Linked DNA regions of Homo sapiens: region 2 is linked to region 1. A link is a contact called in ENCODE Hi-C or POLR2A ChIA-PET data. All regions are on one chromosome and are shown on one strand. The core of a region is the stretch at or near the end of the contact, and the rest is flanking DNA. Distances in the headings are between cores, read along the strand shown. Region 1 holds the start of ECHDC2 (enoyl-CoA hydratase domain containing 2). Region 2 holds the start of TUT4 (terminal uridylyl transferase 4).

The links. Hi-C counts contacts between places; a loop is a spot of excess contacts on that map. ChIA-PET counts read pairs that join two places held with the same protein, here RNA polymerase II (POLR2A). Pooled maps may share reads with other maps.
Region 2: a map of naive thymus-derived CD4-positive, alpha-beta T cell shows a loop between it and region 1 (10-fold over the local background). The contact joins the promoter of TUT4 here to the promoter of ECHDC2 in region 1. A Hi-C loop is called at or near these places in 2 of 168 maps with a recorded cell type or tissue (both naive thymus-derived CD4-positive, alpha-beta T cell), 1 of 37 single-sample maps with no recorded cell type and 17 of 50 pooled maps. POLR2A ChIA-PET finds 5 or more read pairs at or near these places in 4 of 52 experiments (Caco-2, HepG2, activated B cell and 1 more).

Annotation. Positions count from the first base shown.
Region 1 is chr1:52,920,158-52,925,601 of GRCh38, reverse strand. ECHDC2 (enoyl-CoA hydratase domain containing 2) reads left to right here and starts at 3,862. Exons shown (of 10, transcript NM_001198961.2): 1 at 3,862-4,049. The coding sequence starts at 3,929. It also overlaps the pseudogene LOC112268226 and the pseudogene LOC100652967. RefSeq lists silencers at 3,886-4,115, 3,964-4,142 and an enhancer at 3,477-4,159.
Region 2 is chr1:52,549,963-52,555,558 of GRCh38, reverse strand. It overlaps TUT4 (terminal uridylyl transferase 4), which reads left to right and starts at 2,467. Exons shown (of 30, transcript NM_001009881.3): 1 at 2,467-2,628. It overlaps LOC105378723 (a long non-coding RNA gene), which reads right to left. Exons shown (of 4, transcript XR_007066083.1): 2 at 4,755-4,879; 3 at 4,153-4,202; 4 at 2,722-3,318. RefSeq lists silencers at 1,765-2,164, 2,175-2,284, 2,325-2,454, 2,525-2,854.

The DNA of each region.
Region 1 (5,444 bases), core at 2,613-5,112:
GGGGATAGATAGTAATATAAAAGGTATTTGTTAATACCGAAAAGACTGAGAAAAAACACTTCCCTTTCCAATGTGAAGGACTAAATAATCCAAACTTTTCCCACTATAAAACACAGACTTTTCTAAGTCATTGGATGTGGGGCTCTGGGGTAGCCTGAGCTGTTTGTCCCACACCAAGATGCTTCAAAACATTATTAAAAATGTTTGGATCCCCATGAAGCCCTATTATAACCAAGTTTATCAGGAGATTTGAGTAGGAATGGGGTTAATGAGCCTCATCATTTATAAAATCAGGAGTACTGATAAAATAAGTAAAATATTGAAAGCTTCTCCACCTGCTTATGGTCATCACTAACCAGCTTCACTTAGCATGCACATGAAATGAAACATTAGTCGACCTGTGAATTTAAGCAAGCTATGTTAGAAAGGAACCTGGAAAATCACTGTACACTTATATAAGTACCACTTACTTTGTGGCATGAATAAGTATACCAAAAAAAAACACCCAGAAATGCCAGATAAAATACAATAAATATCATTTTAAGCTGGGTGTGGTGGTACGAGACTGTAATCCCATCTACTTGAGGAGCTGAGGCAGAAAGGCTGCTTGAGTCCAGGAGTTCAAGGCTGCAGTGAGCTACGATTATGCCTGTGAATAGCCACTGCACTCCAGCCTGGACAGCATAGTGAGACCTTTTCTGTTAATACAAAAAGACAAAAAGCAGCGAGGCACAGTGGCTCATGCCTGTAATCCCAGCACTTTGGGAGGCCAAAATGGGAGGATTGATTGAGCCCAAGAATTCAAGACCAACCTGGGCAACATAGCTCCCTATCTCTAAAAAAAAAGAAGAAAAAACAAGAAAAATCTTTTTAAATGGGTGGATGCCAGGCATGGGGGCTCACACCTGTAATCCCAGCACTTTGGGAGGCTGAGGTGGGAGGATCACTTGAGGCCAGGTGTTTGAGACCAGCCTGGCAACATAGGGAGACCTCTGTCTCTACAAAAAATTTAACAATGAGCCAAGTGTGGTGGCCCACTCCTGTAGTCCCAGCTACTCGGAAGGCTGAGACGGGAGGATCCCCTGAGCCCAGGAGTCTGAGGTTGTAGTGAACTGACTGCACCACTGTACTCCAATGTGGGCAACAGAGTGAGACCCTGTCTCAATAAAATAGAATACAATAAATGCATGGAATATGGAGGAGGGAAGGTTTTTCTTTTAATCTTATACCCAATTATAGTTTGTATGTTTTGTTTTTGCTTCTTTTTTTTTTTTAAGACAGAATCTCACTCTGTTGCCCAGGTTGGAGTGCAGTGGTGTGATCTCAGCTCACTACAACCTCCACCTCCTGGGTTCAAGCGATTCTTGCACCTCAGCCTCCTGAGTAGCTGGGATTACAGCTGCCCACAACCACGCCTGGCTAATTTTTGTATTTTTAGTAGAGACAGGGTTTCACCATGTTGGCCAGGCTGGTCTTGAACTCCTGACCTCAGGTGACCCACCCACCTCAGCCTCCTAAAGTGCTGGGATTACAGGCATGAGCCACCGGGCCTGGCTAGTTTGTATGTTTTGATTTTGTGTATATATTAGTTTTATTTTTGCTAAGGCATGTTTTTAATTTTTGTTATTGTGCTTTGTTTTCATTTTCATTATTTATTTTGAGTAAGTTATACTTAAAACAAAAATCAAGATTCAAAAAGTATAAAAGGGGCCAGGCATGGTGGTTCACACCTGTAATCCCAGCACTTTGGAAGGCCAAGGTGGACAAATCGCCTGAGCTCAGGAGTTCGAGACCAACCTTGGCAACATGGCAAAACCCCGTCTCTACAAGAAATACAAAAATTAGCCAATGTTGTGGCATGTACCTGTGGTCCCAGCTACTCAGGAGGGTGAGGTGGAAGGATCACCTGAGCCCGGGAGGCAGAAGCTGCAGTGAGCCAAGATACTGCCACTGCACTCCAATCTGGGCAACAACAACATCCTGTGTCCAAAAACGTATAACAGGTCAAACCGTAAAACTTGTCTCTCTTACCCTTATTCCCAGCCTCTCGGTTCTTCTTCCCTATCCTTCCAAAGATGTTTTATGTAAATACAATCAAATATACACATGCATACTCTTATCCCCCTTGTTAACACAAATTTTTGTTTTCTTTATTATTTCTTTCAATAGAGGTGGGGTTTTGCTATGTTGGCTAGGTTGGTCTTGAACTCCTGGCCTCAAGCAATCCTCCTGTCTCGGCCTCCCAAAGTGCTAGGTTCATGAGCATGAGCCACCAGACCCGGCCAAATTTTAGCTTTCTTTACACACTATTCTGCATTTTGACTTGTTTCATATACCAATAGATTTTGAAGATTGTTTCATATCAATGCATAAACAGTTTCCTGTGTTTTGTTATAGCTGCATAGTATTCAGATTATTGATGTACCTTTTTTTTTTTTTTAAGTAGAGATAGGGGCTTGCTATATTTCCCAGGCTGGTTTCAAACTCCTGGCTTCCAGGGACCTACCTGCCTTGGCCTTCCAAAGTGTTGGAATAATAGGGTGAGCCACCACACACAGCCCCATAATTTATTTAACCAACCCTCTATTGATGGATATTGAGACTGTGATATAGTTTGGGTGTTGGATCCCTCCAAATCTCACGTTGAAATATGATTCCCAATGTTGGAGGTGGGCCCTGTTGGGAGGTGACTGGATCATGGGGACAGATCCCTTGTGAATGGTTTAGCACCATCCCCTTGGCGATAAACTGGGACCTCCCCACCTAATTTTCTTGTTCCTATTCTCGCCATGTGACATGCTGGATCCCTGTCACCTTCAGCCATGATTGTAAGCTTCCTGAGGCCTCACCAGAAGCACATGACAGCACCATGTGCTTCCAGTCTTTTGCTATTATAAACAATGCTGCAATGTACAGCCATGAACACGTGTCATTTCACAGCTGTGTGGATTTATCTGTAGGTTAAATTTCTAAAATTGGAATTTCTGGGGCAATGAGCTTGTGCATTTATAATTTTGATATAAATTACCAGTTGCTTTTCATTTAAAGACATTCACATCAGCAATGTGAGAGTGCTTTGTATATACTGTGTTTAAGAGAATAATTTTTTTTTTTGGGACGCAGTTTCGCTCATTGCCCAGCCTGGAGTGCAGTGGCGCGATCTCAGCTCACTGAACCTGTGCCTTCCGAGTTCAAGTGATTCTCCTGCCTCAGCCTCCCAAGTAGCTGGGATTACAGGCGCCCGCCACCACGCCCAGCTAATTTTTTTGAATGTTTAACAGAGACAGGGTTTCGTCATGGTGAAACCCTGCCTCTACTAAAAATACAAAAAAAATTAGTTGGGCGTGGTGGCGCGTCCCTGTAATCCCAGCTACTTGGGAGGTTGAGGCAGGAGAATCGCTTGAACCCGGAGGCGGAGGTTACAGTGAGCCAAGATCAAGGCACAGCACTCCAACCTGGGCGACACAGCGAGACTCCGTCTCAAAAAAAAAAAAAAAAAAAAAAAGTGAGGCGCAAATGGGAGGTGAAGCAGTGAGGTTCGCAAGTGTAGACACGCTCAAGGGACTCATTAAATGTCATTTCATTTAAAAAATGAAATTGAGCATATGTGCAAGCAAGGTTCACACACCCCATTTAATCTTCACACCACCACGGGGTAGTCACTATTATCCCCATTTTACAGGATTAAAACACTGACGCTGGGAGGTTGACAGAGTTACACCAAATCACACAGAGGAGCTGGGCTTCCCCCGACCTCCTCCGCTCAAGTCTCCCTGTCCCCGGGAGGTGCGGAAGGAGGCAACAGACGCTTGGCCCATAGGTGGAGCAATTGGCGAAGGCTTCGCCCGACGCCGGAACTGCGAGCTCTCAGCGGGAGCCGAGACGGTGCAGGGCCGGAGAAGCACCTTCACTCCCAGCCTGCGCCCCGATGCTGCGCGTTCTGTGCCTCCTGCGCCCCTGGAGGCCCCTTCGGGCCCGCGGCTGCGCTTCCGACGGGGCGGCCGGGGGCTCAGAGATCCAAGTGCGCGCCCTGGCGGGTCCGGACCAAGGTAAATGTGCAGTTCCGGGGCGGCGCATGACGCGACTGGGACTAGGCCGGAGGCAGCGGGGGACCGGCAGGTGGGCCGCTCAGTGCGTTGAAGGATTCGATCCCCAGTCCCTCCCTCCCAGTTCTAGGCGCCCCAAACCGCTCCAGGCCTGAGAGGTGGGCGGCCGCCTTAGTGGCTCCAGACTCTAGCTGGGGGCGGGGGGCCTCTGGCAACCTCGGTCTCTTCAAAGGCCCTTTGGGGTCTTCCGACTGTGTGGAAGGGGGAGCGGGGTCCGCACGGGTAGGACTGGGCCCCGCGGCCCCCAGGCCAGGAGCGTTTAAGTGCGCGTTCCCCTCCCCCGCCAAGGGTCCTGGCCCGGTTCGGGGGCGGAGGCAGCGGAGCCAGTCCCAGTGCCCAGTGCGGCAGCGGGCAGAGTGAGGAGGGTGCCTCTCCAGCCGCGCGCCCGCCCTGGGCCGCTAGCGAACCTTTGCGTCCTTCTGGCTCCAGGGAAAAGTTCGCTGTTTCTCCGCCTTTTGGCCAAGATCAAGGATAGTATGGAGCGGGGACGAGGGGTGGGGGGCAAAGTTCGCGGGTCACTGGCAGAAAACGCCTCTGATCGCGTGTTGCGTTTTTGTTGTTGTTGTTGTTTGAACTTCTGGAGCATTCAGTGGTGCTGATAACGCTCCTCAGTCCTCTGCTGGTAACCATCAGGGCTAGGCGCTTCTCCTGCCTTGGGTCTCCTCCCCGCATCTCATCCCCTGTCTCCTGCATTTGATACACAGATGGCATTGTACTGTACATTTCGTTGTATTGCTTCTTTTTTTTTTTTAACAAAAGTTTATTCTTAAATGTACAACAGCTCCAAGACAACACTTAATTCCAGCCATAGGTGGCAAAAGATGTTATGGCAGGGAATAGAGAGGTTTAAATACTGATGAAATAAAGGGTCACCATCTCCTTAGGCACAGGGAACAGCTTACTTTTTGCCAGATTTCTTAATTCCACTTGTGGCCAAGGGCCCCTTCCCCGTGGCCTTCCATTTTAGCTCCTCGAGTTTCTTCTGCTCCTCTTTTTGTTTCTGCTTGAAAGCCTTATCTTCCTCGTCCATCTCCTTGGCCTGCATTCTTGGGCTGTTTCAGTGGCTTCTTGCCACCTTCGTGGCCGGACATGGCGCCTGCCGCCCCTTCCCCAGCAGTATTGCTTCCTTTTTACCGGCTTGACAACAAGTTTGAAGCGGGGCTTTGCCATAAAATCCAGTTCCTTGCTCCCTGCTGTTGCCCACTGTTCCCAAGTGTGCATCTACCACCTTCAGTGGACACGGACAGGCCACCTAGAGTCCCACTGCACCACTTGGTGAGAATTTCCTTGAACAGTTAATATTGCTGAACCTTATACCCCCAATCTCATGCTTAGTTC
Region 2 (5,596 bases), core at 1,218-3,717, 370 kb after region 1:
TGGGAAGAATACAGGGCTGGTATTCTAGTCCAGCCTGTGACTTACTGTATGACCCTGGGCATGAATTAAACCTTATACTCCATAAATTTCCTTATTCTTTGTGTCAGAACCATACTTGCTCTAGCTGTGATGATAAAATTATAGTTGTCAAAATTTTCAACTCGACAACTATGTAGGTATCAGAAGGAATACCTTGTAAGTATCTGTGCTGAAGTGTACAATCTATTGGGGTCACGGAATTCAGAGAATAGAGGGATCACATTCAGTGGAGTGCAGAGGAGGGGTGGTAATCAGGAAGATTTAATAAAGAAGGTAGAGGTTGAGCTGGGTCTTGGGGAATAAGCAAGGTAGTAGAAGAGAGTATCTGGAGGGGATAAGGGCAGAGAGGCACTGAAATTTTCAGTCTGGCCCCAGTTTTCTTTTCCAGATTCATTATCTTCTGCACACTCCAGAGTCAATGCTGCCCTCTGAATCACAGACATGTGTCTGGCACACAGCAGACAGATCTTCAAGGTCCAGCTTTTAGTTCTTCCACGGAAGTCTCACCAAAGTGGAATTTATCACACTCTCCTCTGGATTTGCCCAGCCCTTTGTTAATAAGACCTGTTGCTTTTATTGTAGCTCACCTGCTTGCTCAATGGGGAACTTTTTGGAGACAGGAAGCAATGATTTGTCTTTGTTTCCCTAGGCACCTAACAACGCTTTGCTCTTAAGTAATTAGGAAATGTTTACTCAATTGAACTTGTTCTAAGGACACTGCTATCACTGAATTGAAGGGCATGTCGGTATCTTCTTAGTGTCTCTATAGGCTTTAGGCTTTCAGCCGGGTGAAGTAGGGATTTTTTCTTTGTTTCCAGGCTAGTCAAGCGAAGCAGGGATACAGATTAAGAATTTGCAGATGAGGAAACTCAAGAGGGTACATTTGCTCAAAGGCATCATGTTGATAAACGCCAAAACCAGGTAGGGCTCTTTTGACTTGAAATCCAGTCCTCTATCCATTATACCTGGGCCTTGTAGCATCAGCCAGATTGGGGTAAAATGCACTAACTCTGAACCCTAGTTTTTTCATCCGTAAATGAGAGCAACAGTACGTAACTCACAGGGCTATCGTGAAGTGGAGCGTCCCTCTGTGACCTCTAACCAGTCCCAGCCTGAGTCACATTATAAGAAAATTTATAAGGCACTATCTTGTAAATACTTAAGATTTAACATCTTCCCTTCACCTCTACGTCCACTCTTTTCATACCTTTTTCCTGCCTAGCATGTGTCAAACTCAAAGGACTGGGCACAGAGCACAGAGGTTGTGTGCTTTGTCCAGCTTTGAGGTCAGAGATTGGCTAAATAATCTCTGAGGCTGGGGTCTTAAAAAAAAACAACAAAAAACAAAACTAACAAAACCTTAAGTCCGTTCCGCCCGTGACTTTAAATAATTATGTAGAGGAATGTAATACGTTAAAAGCAAGGGGATGAGGGGGCCCATTGATGGTAGATGGTTTTATGCCCGCCTGCAGCTAAAGAAATGATTTCTAAAACCTCTTTTGGGGGTGGGAGATGGAGTGCTCCAGAGATTTCTCTTCGAGCTCCTTCATTCCTGAACTGCCTGCCTTTTCAAAGGAAAAAAGGTCCAGCTGCGGTGGGCTGGAGGCCGTGGTGAGTGGGTGGGGGTCGACCCTGGCGGCTTCCTCTGCCCCGCTCCCTACCGTTGCTCCGAAGCCCGCTTGGGCTTCCGAGGGTCCGCCGAGGCTCGGGCCACGCCCAGTCCGAGTGCCAGGCCAGAGGGTACCCATTCCAGGCCGGCCTTCCTCCCCAGGGGGAGCAGCCTTGGGAGCGAGGCGCCGAGGCGGCCCTCGGGCTCGGCTTCCAGCTCGGGGGCCTCGGCAGAGACTAGGAACCAGACTGGGGCAGCACTGGGGCGCCCGCCACCCCCACCCACTCCGGCAAGCGGGCGAATCAGCGCGGCTAACCCGCGGCGCCCAGGCGGGCTGCGGGACCTCGCGACCTCCGCTCGGCGGCCCCGCCCCTGCCCGCGAGCCCCGGGTGGCTCCCTCCTCCCCTCTGCCAGCGGCCCGCCCCCTCCTCGCGAGCTAACGAGTGTCTCTCGCGCGCTCCCTTCCCTCCGCGTGGGTGTGAGTGCGCGATCCTCCTACCTCGGCCTTCTCCCCATTGTTTCTTCGCGGCCACCACGAGACCCCTCCCCCCAGTGCTGTTTCCCCCCTCCCCCGCCCCGGTGTAAACGGTGCCTGTGGGGCCCCCCGAACGAAGGGAGGGGGCACCCCTGAACCCTTCCCTCTGCGCGTAGCTCCTCCTCTCCCGGGCCAGGACCCCATTACAGGCTCTGTCCTCTCCCCTCCCCCTCTCCCCCGGCAACCGCTCTCCCTCGCCCCCTCCCCTCAGCGGGTCCTCCTCTTTCTCTCCCTCTCCCTCTCCCTCCTCCTCCCCCTCCCCATCCCTTCCCCCCCACAATGCAGTTCGCGGCGCGGCGGACATGGCGGTGGAGTCCTGAGCTAGTCGTGTCCCGGCCTCCAGCGGCGGCAGCGGCGACGGCGGCGGCAGCAGGAGGCGGAGGGAGAGCAGGAGCCACTGAGATGAGGAGGCGTCGCGCGCGCCTGTAGCTCGCGGGCCTCGCAGGTACGAGGTTCCGGCCGCGGGGCAGCGTCGGGTACCGAGGGGGTGTGCTCGGGAAGGCCGGGCGGCCCCCGGTTCGCCCTCCCCAGGTGCCGCGCTTCGCAGGTGTCGGGGGCCTGGCCTGAGAGCGTCTCAGCCGCCCCCTGGGGGCCTGACACTTCTTTCTTTCCTGGAACGGGCTTCGGGTGTCCCAGGGGAAGGCTGAGATAAGGGAGGTGGGGACGGCGGCCTGGGCGGCCTGAGGAGGGCATTGGGGCGCTTTGGGGACGAACTCCACACTGTGGCTGGGGCTCCCGGTCCCGGACCGAAACCTGTTGTAGACCAGCGGGGCGGATTTTGAGTTAACGGGATTGGTTTGAACATTTCTGTTGGGTCCAGTTACGATTCCCTGTCATGTGTACCTTTTTCTTTCACCCTTGCTTAGACATAGGTGACTACATAATGTATATAAATGTATACACGCATATAATACATACTGAATGTTTCCCCGGGCTCGTCCTTGTAGGGAGAAGGCAGAGGTGTCTGTGTGGATTTTGTTTCTTGCTCGCCCGCCTTCTCTCTCCCCCGCCCCCCAGTCGAAAGGTGGTAATGCGCGGTTTTGACGTGGGTAACTGAGATTCGTATTTGTAAACAGATAGCGCTCTCCTAGTGTGTTGCACGCCTCTGCGAAGGGTTTCAGACTCCTGTTGGTATCTGGATTGCGAAAGAATGAGATGTTTAGACCTGAAAGAAGCACATCAGCGGGATTTCTAGTCGTACTTGAATGGGATGAATTACTGTTGTATTAACAACGTTGATTACACATTTTCTTTTCAGAAGATTTCGAAGTCTTAGATGAATTTTGCGTGAGATCTTAGATACCGTATATCTGCTTCTTCATTTTGATAGAAGTAGTAGTTCCTTACACATTTGACCTGCCCTATCGTGATCTTAAATTGTGTCCAGAAATGCAATTCGAATTGTGTATTGTTGGCATGCATTTAGTAATTAGCCCGAGTGGATCAGATGGCCTTTTATTTCCAAAGATTTTTTCCCTCCAGTCTTACAGCAGCGAAATGTTTGTAGCACTTGATGAAACAGAACATATCCTGTTTCTGTTTTTAAAGTAATGAGAACTGTTAGCTAATAAAATTGGATAATCCCAGCCAGATATGATAATTCAGAGAATACCACCGAGAGGTGTTGAATTGTGGGATGGTTTAAAAAGAAAAGCCGACTTTGTGTGTGTGTGTGTATGTGTGTGTGTGCGCGCGCGAGCGCGCTGAAATTTTCTTTAGGCTTAGAACTCATGTATGTCACTACACTGCATCGTAGTACTGATTAGTCACAACTGGTAAAATGAAATATTGATTCTCTTAAAAAGCTGTGCTTAAGATAACTCATTAGTGTCTAGTGTGCTATGTTGCTTTTATAAACAAATTTTTAAAGATTGCTTCTTAGAAACCATATACTTTGGGGAAGATAAGAATTTTAAGTCGTTTTATGCTTTAAAAATATTTATATTTAATATAAACAAAAGAAACTTACTTTTAAAACTCTTAGATAAATTTTTCTGCTGCTTGCAGTTTTTCACTTGGCTAGTGTGGAAAATGAAAAATGAAGTTTTCTTAAAATAATTCAGAAATGGAAGTGAAAGTTAATGACATTTGATGTTTTAAATCCAGCAAACATTTAAATACAGAAAAGAAATTTAAAGTATTTTCATTGTCATAGGCCAAGTTGTTAGTACAGATAAATTAACAAATATTGTCATGCATATAAGTTCAAGTTTATAAATTCTAAGTGACACCTAAAATTACATTTATTTTTAGTTGCTGGAGCTAGAACAGTACAGTGTCTACATTTTAATTTTAGACCTTTTAGAATCAAAATGTATAATTATAAATTTCTCTGATTAACAAAGAGCTGTTTAAAGAGAATTTTTATTAGCTCTCAGCAGATTCATTTTAGAGTAAGTAATTAGAATTCTTTTTTATCTCAAAGTTAATCTTGACATAAAAATAAGTACCATTAATTATGTTGTGTTCTCTACAGAATGTCAAATCAGGATCTGTTGATCAAGAAAGGTGTTTGAATTTATTCACTGTTAAAGTTTCTAGTTTCAGAGAAACAAAATAACCAACACTTACCTGTAGGGCCTGGCCAGGTGGCTCACTCACGCCTGTAATCTCAGCACTTTGGGAAGTGGAGGCGAGAGGATTGCTTGAGCGTAGGAGTTTGATATCAGTCTGAGCAGCATAGTGAGACTTTGTCACTGCCAAAAAATAAAAGAAATTAGCTGGGCGTGGTGGTGTGCGTCTGTAGTCCCAGAAGCTGAGGTAGGAGGTTTGCCTGAGCCCAGAGTTCAAGGTTGCAGTGAGGCACAGTTGCGCCACTGTACTCCAGCCTGGGCGACAGAGTAAGACCCTGTCTTAAACAAAAAAAAAAAAAAAAAAAAGCAATACTTACCTGTTAATGTTGATGCCAGAACATTTTGTTTGACAAAATAGAACTCAATGAGTTGTGTTCCTTTTTCAAATAAATTGCAAATACTTGAATTGATTAAAAAATGTTAAATTCAGTTAAAGCCACTGCAGTAGGATAGAAATACGTTCTAAAAAAGAACAATTCCAGAAAGACCTAAAAAAGTCAAAGGAAAGGGACACCATACTTTAAAACAGGATATGTAGACTTTTTGTTATTAATCTTAGAGCAATTAGAGTTGTTTACTGGGTACTAACTGAATTGTTTTAATTCTAGAATCCTAAATAATTACATAATTTGGGGGAAATGTTTAAAAACCATCATTTCTGCAGAGTATTTTTCTTTCCTTTTTTAAATCTTTATTTTATTATGTACAGACTATATTCAAATAAACCACACACTCTGAAAAAGCAGGTTCCGACTTTTCCTCCGGAGTATTTCTTACAGGCCCAAGGAGAAGAAAGGGTATATAAATGCAAAGATTAATGTTAGGATTTTTCCCCCTTAA